2 separate regions of the Homo sapiens genome follow, and region 2 is linked to region 1. Evidence: read pairs that join two places in POLR2A ChIA-PET (ENCODE). Cell type or tissue: OCI-LY7. All regions are shown on one strand. Each heading gives the region's core, and the rest is flanking DNA. Links, peaks and the distances in the headings are about the cores only.

Region 1 (4,405 bases), core at 174-4,173:
TTAGTTACATATGTATACATGTGACATGCTGGTGCGCTGCCCCCACTAACTCGTCATCTAGCATTAGGTATATCTCCCAATGCTATCCCTCCCCGCTCCCCCCACCCCACAACAGTCCCCAGAGTGTGATGTTCCCCTTCCTGTGTCCATGTGTTCTCATTGTTTAGTTTTCTTTATATATCTCTTATACATATTTTGTTAGGTTTATAATTACCTCATTTTTTTGGTGATAATGTGAATAGTATTGTGTGTTTAATTTGAAATATCACTTGTTCTTTGCTGGTATATAGGAAAGCAGTTGACTTTTGTATATTAACCTTGTATCTAGCAACCTTGCTATAATGACCTATTAGATTTTTGCTGTTGTTGAGCAAAAACAATTTTACTCATTTTATATTTATTTTATTCTCTTTTCTTGTCTTACTGCATTAGTTAGGACTTCCAGTACAATGTAGAATACATGTGGTGAGAAATGATGTCCTTGATTTATTCCTTATCTTAGAAAAAAAAGCATCTGTTTTCTCATGATTAAGATATTAGGTATTTGTTTTTTGCAGATATTCTTTATGAAATTGAGGAAGTTTCCTACTATTCTTAGTTTGCTGATAGTTTTTAAAAATCATAAATGGGCTTTAGATTTTGCCAAATGATGTTTCTTCATTTCTTATTGATCATATAATTTTTTCTTTAGTCTGTTGATGTGGTGGATTACATTAATTGATTTTTGAATATTGCATGAATGTTGCGTACCTGGGATAAACCCCATTTGGTTGTGGCATATAATTCTTTTTATACATTGTTGAATTCAATTTGCTAACAATTTGTTGAGGATTTTTGCATCTTTATTCATGAGAGATGTTGGTTTGTAGTTTTTTTCTTATAGTACCTTTATCTACTTTTGGTATTAGGGTAATATAGTTTAAATGTATTATGGAATGACACTGTACTTTGTGTGACTTTTGTTCTTTTAAATTTGTTAAGGTTTGTCTTATAGCCCAGAATAAGATCTGTCTTACTGAGTGTTCCACAGAAGCTTGAGAAGAATGTGTATTCTGCTGTTTTTGAATGGAATAATCTATAAGCATCAATTAGATCCAGTTGATTGGTGATGTGCTAAGTTCAACTATATTCTTAGTGATTTTCAGCCTGTTGTAGCTGTGAATTACAGTTAGATGGTACTGAAGGCTGCAAATATAATGAATTTGTCTGTTTTCTTTGCAGTCCCATCTGTTTTTGCCTCATGAATTTTATTGCTCTGTTGTTAGGTGCATACTTATTAAGTATTACTATGTTTTCTTGAATAATGACCTTTTTATCACTGTGTAATGTCCCTCCATGTCTCTGATCATTTTTCTTGCTCTGAAGTCCACATTGTCTCAAATTAATATAGTTTCTCCAGCTTTGCTTTGATTAGTTAGCATGGTATATCTTACTCTGTTACTTTACTTTTAATCTTATCATTTTCATATATTTAAAGCCAATTTCTGGTAGACACCATATAGTCAGATTTTTTTATTCACCTACTCTGACAGCCTCTGTCTTTGAATTGATATATTTAGACCATTCACATTTAAAGTGATTATTGACATATTTGCTTCAATATCAACCGTATTTGTAGCTATTTTCTCTTTATTGTCCTAGTTCTTTGTTTCTTTTTCACCTTCCACACCTTTCCTGCCTTCTCTGGCTTTAATTACATATTTAATATGATCCTATATCTTCTCCTTTCTCAGGATATCAATTACATTTCCTAAAATTTTGTATAGTGGTTTCCTTAGAATTTACAATGTACATTTATAGAATATCCAAGTCCACTTTTAAATATCACTATATCGCTTCATGGATAATGCAGGTATTCTGATTTCAGAGAATTCCCATTTCCTGCCTTTTGTCACTCATAAGATTCCTGTCATTTATTTCACTTATATATAAGCTATAATCATGGAGAACATTGTTACCATTATTATTATGAATAGTCTGTATCTGTTAGATCAATTAAGAGAAAAGAATATAAAATGGTTTCTTTCACTTTTTTTTTTTTTTTTTTTTTGACAGGGCCTTGCTTTGTTGCCTAGTCTAGAGTGTCATGGTGTGATCACAGTTCACTACAGCCTCGACCTCCTGGGCTCAAGTGATCTTCCCACCTCAGCCTCCAAGTACCTGGGACTACAGGCACATGCCACCATGCCTGGCTAATTTTTGTATTTTTTGTAGAGCTAGGTCTTTGCCATGTTGCCCAGGCTGATCTTGAACTCCTGAGCTCAAGCAATCCATCTGCTTTAGCCTCCCAAAATGCTGGGACTACAGGCAAGAGCCACCATTCCTGGAGTTTTTTACTTTTATTCCTTGTCTAATATTTTTTCTCTCTTTATGTAGACCTGTGTTTCTGACATGTATTATATTCCTTCTCTCTGAAGAATGTTTAAAAATATTTTCTTCCAATGCAAGGATACTGGCAACAAATTATGTCATTTTTTTTCTGAGAATGTTTTTATATCTCTTTAAGTTTTGAAGGATTATTTGTCTGGATACAGGTTCTAGTTGGTTGTATTTTTCTTCAACACTTGAATATTTTAAATATTTTAAGTTTTTCCCACCTCTTTTATCTCTCAAGATTTTCTTTTTGTCTTTGATTTTCTGTAGTTTGAGTATAGCATATGATTAGGTCTAGACATTTTTGCTATTGACCATTTTTTATGTTCTCTGAGCATCTAGGATCTGTGGTTTGATGTCTACCATTAATTTTCGAAAATTCTTAGCCATTATTATTTCAAATATTTCTCTTTTCTTGTTTGCTTTTTCTCCTTCTGTTACTCTCATTATGTACGTATTATACCTTTTGTAATTTTCCCAAAGATCTCGGTATTCTGTTTATTTTATTATTTTTTCTCTTTTCAATTTTAGAAGTTTCTAATGACACGTTTTCAAGCTCACTTATTCTTTTTTGACTGTGTCCAGTATACTGATAAGAACATCAAAGGCATTCTTAATTTCTGTTACAATGTTTTTTATTTCTAACATTTCCTTTTTTTCTTAGTTTTTCTAGCTTCCTGCTTACATTATCTATTTCTTATTACGTGTTGTCCACTTTTTCTATCAGTGGTCTTAATATCTTAGACATAATTATTTTAAATTTCTGGTATGATAATTTGAAAAATTCTGCCATATCTGAGTTTGATGCTCATGCTTAAACTGTCTCTTCAGACTATGTTTTTTTTTTTTACTTTTAGCATGACTTGAAATTTTTGTTGTTGTTGTTGAAATCTAGACATAATGTATTGGACAATAGGAACTGAGGTATGTAAGCATTTAGTGTAATATGGTTACCTAGCTAGCAGTTAGGCTGTGTTTTCTGTTTGCTGAAATTGTAGGTATCAAATGATAAAATTTTCTAAAATATTGTCATTATTTTTGCCCCCCCCCACCAAACTGCTGTTTCTGGTTTCCTTTTAGATAGGGTCTGAGGCTTGCAGATATTTTAGCTGTAATCTGCTATTATTATGCAGGAGCCTGATTAATGTGGTGATAAGATGTCATGGGAGGAGAAGCAATCTATAATCCTCTAATTAGGTCTCAGTCTTTTAGTAAGCCTGTGCCTCAGGAGTCTACACTTCACAGGAGACTCCTATGTTTTTCTCCCCAACATCCCAGGCCCTTAGGTGAACAGGAGGTTTATAGGGGGCTGAAACTGGGTATTTCCCTTCCCCGTGTTGAAGGGTAGAAAGCAGCTGGAGTTGGATATTTCCTTTCCCCCAGGTCTATATTGTATAATAAAGCCTGTGTTAGTTATTCTCTCTGATAAAATAGTTTCCCTTGAGTGTAGTCTTTTGTTAAGAACAGAAAGGTCTGAATGTGATTTAAAATGATTTCTTTAATATAATTAATGATATATTTGGATTTACATGTTTCATTTTTGGGAGGAAATACAGTTGATACTTGAACAACATGAGTTTGAACTGTGTGGGTCCACTCATATGTGGCTTTTTTTCCAACCAAATATAGATTAAAAATACAGTATTTGTGAGATGCAAAACCCAACATATACAGAGGACCCACTTTTCATATACAAGTTCCACAGGGCCAACTACAGGACTTGACTATGTGCAGATTTTGGCATATGTGTGTGAAGGGGTGGTCCTGGAACTAATCCCTATGTATACCAAGGAATGACTGTATACAGACTCATGAACCAAAGAACAAACTTCTCCTAATTTTAATTGAAAAGATTCCAGCAGTGTGCATAATTTTAATATGTACTGAAAAGACTATCTGTTTTGGTGGCTCCAAGTTCTTAGTTTGAGATTGAGTTTTAATAAAGGATTAAAACTTTATCTTTGTGTTTTCTATTTTTTCCTATCTTACTTATTTTTACTTCTCTCACATTTATTGTTTCTTTTAAAGTAAC
Region 2 (4,405 bases), core at 70-4,069, 220 kb after region 1:
GACTAAACTGATGTGTGAGGTAGCAATTTGTGTACAGAAGTCATGAGTTTTGAGGAAAAAGAAATTAAAGAAACATGTTCTCTAAAAACTGCAGTCATTGGTCAAGAATACGAGTCTACTTGTGATTTCATACAAATAATGGGTGGACAGTGAGCTATGAAATTTATGAATACTCTAAGCAAAGGTTGGTCAGCATACGTGCTAAACAGGAAATCCTGATAAGTAGGAATAGTGCAAGCCACACTGCAACTTTTATCATATTAGGTTGGTGCAAGGTCTACCAGATGTGTCTTGCCTTCCCATGTGTAAGGTCAACCAGATAGCTCTCACCTTTCCATGTCTAAGGTCAACCAGGGGGTGCTTGCCTTCCCGTGTCTAAGGTCGACCAGATGGCTGTGTGCACCAACCTAATAGAACATCATAAGTATCTTGAGTTCAAGATAAATCCATACCTTACCTACACTGTCTCCCAATTATTATCAATTGTCTTCTGCCATCTCTTAAGTCATTATTATGTCAAATAATTAAAGTCGGTGTTTCCTTTAGTTTTGTCACTGGTGATACTACTACTTGCTCTTCAAAATGTATCTTTATTCATCTAACATTTTGCAAAGTAAAGTTTCAAAGTTGTTCAGCAAGAAAGACATTATTGGATGCCCAGGTTTGTATTAGTTTGACTTATATTATTATTAATTAGCACCCCTTTTAACTCTCAAAAGTATGTCCTAGTATAGATGATAATTTATATGATCACTCTATAAATAAGAGTGTCCAGATAATAAGGAATAAGAAGAATAATTTTAGAAATTCAAAGGGGATTCATAAGGATATATTGCAAATCAGGTTCCAGGTTTATAGGTGAAGACTAATTTCAACATTGGTGATAATAAGGGGAAAATGAGTTGCAGCGTGGGGGTGAGTATGAAGAATTAGGCAGTTGCTATGTGATGAAAATGCCCTACTAGGAGATTTTATTAAGAAAAAAATCTTATTTTTTTTCTTAATAACAGTACCCTGGCTGATAAATGGGACTTGGATTTTAAATACCATTGGATAATAAATGTATGTGATGGCTTTGGAGCAAATTGATTGACAATGGCTAGGTAAGACTTCAGCCACTTTTCTAAGGACTGTTTCTATAGACTAACCTAGATATATTTTTCTCATCCGTCACTTCCAGTTACTTTGAATGTAACTCCTTCTGTAAACATTAAAAAAGAAAAAGATGAAGGGATAGGGATGGAAGGAATAGAGGTCTCTGATAACATCCTATAATACTAACATAGAAGTGCTTCTGAATCATAAATAACTCCATTCCTTTCCCTGAGAAACTAAAATCACTGTTTTAAAATGTGAATCTGCTACTCAGGAGGCTGAGGCGGGAGAAGTGCTGGAGACCAGGAGTTCGAGACCAGACTGAACAACGTAGTGAGACCACCCCCGCCCCCGACCCCCAGCCCCAACTAAAAAATAAGGACTAAAATTAGCCAGGTGTGGTGGTGCATGTGTGTAGTCCCAGCTGCTCAGGAGGCTGAGGCAGGAGGATCACTTGAGCCCAGGAGCTATGATCATGCCACCATAGTCCAGCCTGGGCAACACAGTGAGACCCATCTCTAAAAATGTGAATCTGTGTGTATTGGTGTAAAGCAACCCTGGGAATTATTGACATTTTGAAAAACAAGAAGGGGTGAGACAGTCCTGCCAGTTCCTCCTTTTTCAGTCTCCATATGTATAAATAACATGCAAATAGTCATATAACGCAGAGAAACTGGAAGTGTATTGAATTTGCAACTTTTTTTTTTTTTTTTTTTTTTTTTTTTTTTGCTTGAGGGCTTCCATTTAGTGAGCACTCCTCAGTACTCACAGCAGAGTATTGCCAGAGGAACTGTAAAAAATTAAGTTTGCTATCAGGCAACCAGCAATTGACTAGGTATGGCATGTATCAGTGTATCCACCAGGCGGTACTGAGGCTTCATTTCTTTGCTTATTTGAAAATAAGGTGGAAAATGGCACAACAGCCTGACCTGATTTGCAATGTGTCCCTTAGAGCTTAGGCTAGCCATTCAGTCTTTTCCTTTTCTAGGTAACTAACAGTGGCTGGACTATGGCTTTGAATATGGGTCACAGATGAGTAAGCCTTCCTCAACTGGTTCTGCTTCCTGTTTTCCATATATAGGGGCCCCATTTTTTCCTTTTCAAGTCCACACAGCATTGCCTCCAATGGGTGTGAGCATTCCTTACCAGCATTCAGATGCTGAACATTTTTAACAGCCTACGGGAAACAGTGTTTTAGGCAGCTCTTTTCAAACACTGAGTTTCTTCAGCTGTGGAAGAGAATGTCCTTCCCAAATAAGAATTAAAAAAAATGCCCAATATAAGCAATTGAATAGCACTGGAGTTATTTTTAGGAACCAGGGTCACTCACTACAGGAAATGATCGTGTTGCCAATGCGTTAAAGCTAGTGACTTTAAAAAATATTATTTATTTTCTCATTTAACTGCATCTCGAGGAAAGTTAGCAGTTGCAATTTTAAGTTAGGAACTTCTCAATTTCAGGCCAGATTCATTAGGGAGTAGGAAGGATACCTTTCACTTAAAAAAAGGCATTTGGGCTAAGTAAGAACACCTCCCCTGCAACTCCCTCCCGCCCTCCCGCACAACACTCAAATTAATCCCCACAACATATTATCTTAGGCAGAGTTCTTGCCTCATGCCTATGAATGGGATGTCATGAAACCCCTAAAATTCTAGACAGAATTTTACTTACACATATATATCTGCATTGTTGTGGTTTGAATGAGATCTTAACCACAAAACATTAAGAATAACTATTTTAAGCACTTACACGATTAGTTCTTTTATAGACTACCTGCCTAAACAAATGTCATTGTGGTTGCCTTGGAACTGTGAGTCGTATATTGATTAGTTTAATCAAAAACAATATTTAAAACATCAGATAGTGCTTCCAAATATTTTCTTATGACATGATTTTCACTGCATGTTATTTAACCTGCAAGAGGTAGAACAGAAAAAGCAGAATCTTTCGTGATCAAACCGCACAACTAAAGAGTGTGCTGTTTATGTCTACTTTTCAAGGTAAGATAAACTTCAAAGAGAAATGAACTTTTAATTTCAAATTCCAATTTACATATTAGGACTTAAATGACTTCAAATCATATCTAAAAATCACCATAACCAAACCATTGTAAATTTTTACTTACATTGAGAATAAAAATAAATAAATGTTAAGTATATTTCCTAATAATATTTGCCATGCAGCATTTGGAAGAACAAGTCCTGTGACGCTTCTACTTTAAGATTTCTGCATTGTTGTTGGCTGATGTCATAGACTGTTCCTCTATGATCACAAGAATTCCCTATTTAGAACTGCATATGGGTGCCCGTTGGGTAACGTTTCAAGTTGAAAGAATTTTGCATTTTGTGTTATTGTACTAGAATGAAATAATCTTAATCTGAAAAGTTTTGATGGTTAAACTCTTTAATATTTTTGTATTCCTGACTATTTTCTTCATTTAGCTAAGTTTACACTGAAGTCCTTAATTACCCTTCTCCTTTTATGATAAAAATAACATCCTTCATTATCTATAATTTTCCAGTGGCTTCCACATGCCAAAAACGTCAACTACACAATTTTTCTCTTATAGTCAGAACACTGGCTTGTGGAAATGAAGCACTTCATTCGAAATTTCACCAGTAAATGTTGTTGATGTGTGATCTCTAGCTTACAGAATAGATGGAACTGCATTCTTACATTTAAACAATTATCCTCTGATTAAATAAATTCAAATACATCTAAGGAATAGAATAATTATCAGTTTTAAATAAAAATTAGTTAGACAAGTTTAACAAGATGCCCAATGCGTTGCAGTACATAATCCTTTTTGTGAAGTTTTTTTTTTTTTTTTTTTAAAGACGAATTCTTGCTCTTGTCATCCAGGCTGGAGTGTAATGGCGCGATCTTGGCTCACTCTGCCTCCCAGATTCAAACGATTCTCCTGCCTCGGCCTCCCGAACAGCTGGGATTACAGGCGCCCACCACCATGCCTGGCTTTTTTTCGTATTTTTAGTAGAGATGGGTTTTTGCCATGTTGGCCAGGCTGGTCAACAAAGTAATTTTGATAGTATCCACATTTGACCGGGCGCAGTGGCTCACGCTTGTAATTCCAGCACTTTGGGAGGCTGAGGCGGATGGATCACCTGAGGTCAGGAGTTTGAGACCAGCCTGGTCAACATGGTGAAACCCTGTCTCTACTAAAAATACAAAAAATTAGTTGGCCGTGGTGACTCGTGCCAGTAGTCCCAGCTACTTAGGAGGGTGAGGCACAAGAATCGCTTGAACCTGGGAGGCGGAGGTTGCAGTGAGACAACATTGTGCCACTGCACT

Evidence for each region. Peaks named below come from ENCODE experiments on the same cell type or tissue, not always from the same donor. Only the 100,000 strongest peaks of a DNase experiment are listed, where the experiment ranks them.
Region 2: POLR2A ChIA-PET joins it to region 1 with 6 read pairs; 2 of 35 experiments call an interaction of 5 or more read pairs at or near these places.

The regions. Positions count from the first base shown.
Region 1 is chr10:32,736,445-32,740,849 of GRCh38, forward strand. All of the region lies in intron 29 of CCDC7 (coiled-coil domain containing 7), which reads left to right. Among named protein-coding and RNA genes, the nearest start is that of SNORA86, 160 kb to the right of the region's middle. In OCI-LY7, for the core only: no CTCF peak of the experiment used is centred there; no DNase peak of the experiment used is centred there.
Region 2 is chr10:32,959,960-32,964,364 of GRCh38, forward strand. No RefSeq gene overlaps it. Among named protein-coding and RNA genes, the nearest start is that of ITGB1, 3.9 kb to the left of the region's middle. RefSeq lists an enhancer at 3,747-4,405. In OCI-LY7, for the core only: a CTCF peak has its summit at 1,941 (motif pointing right); DNase peaks (open chromatin) are centred at 332, 1,952 and 2,370; H3K4me3 peaks cover 3,305 bases; H3K27ac peaks cover 3,696 bases.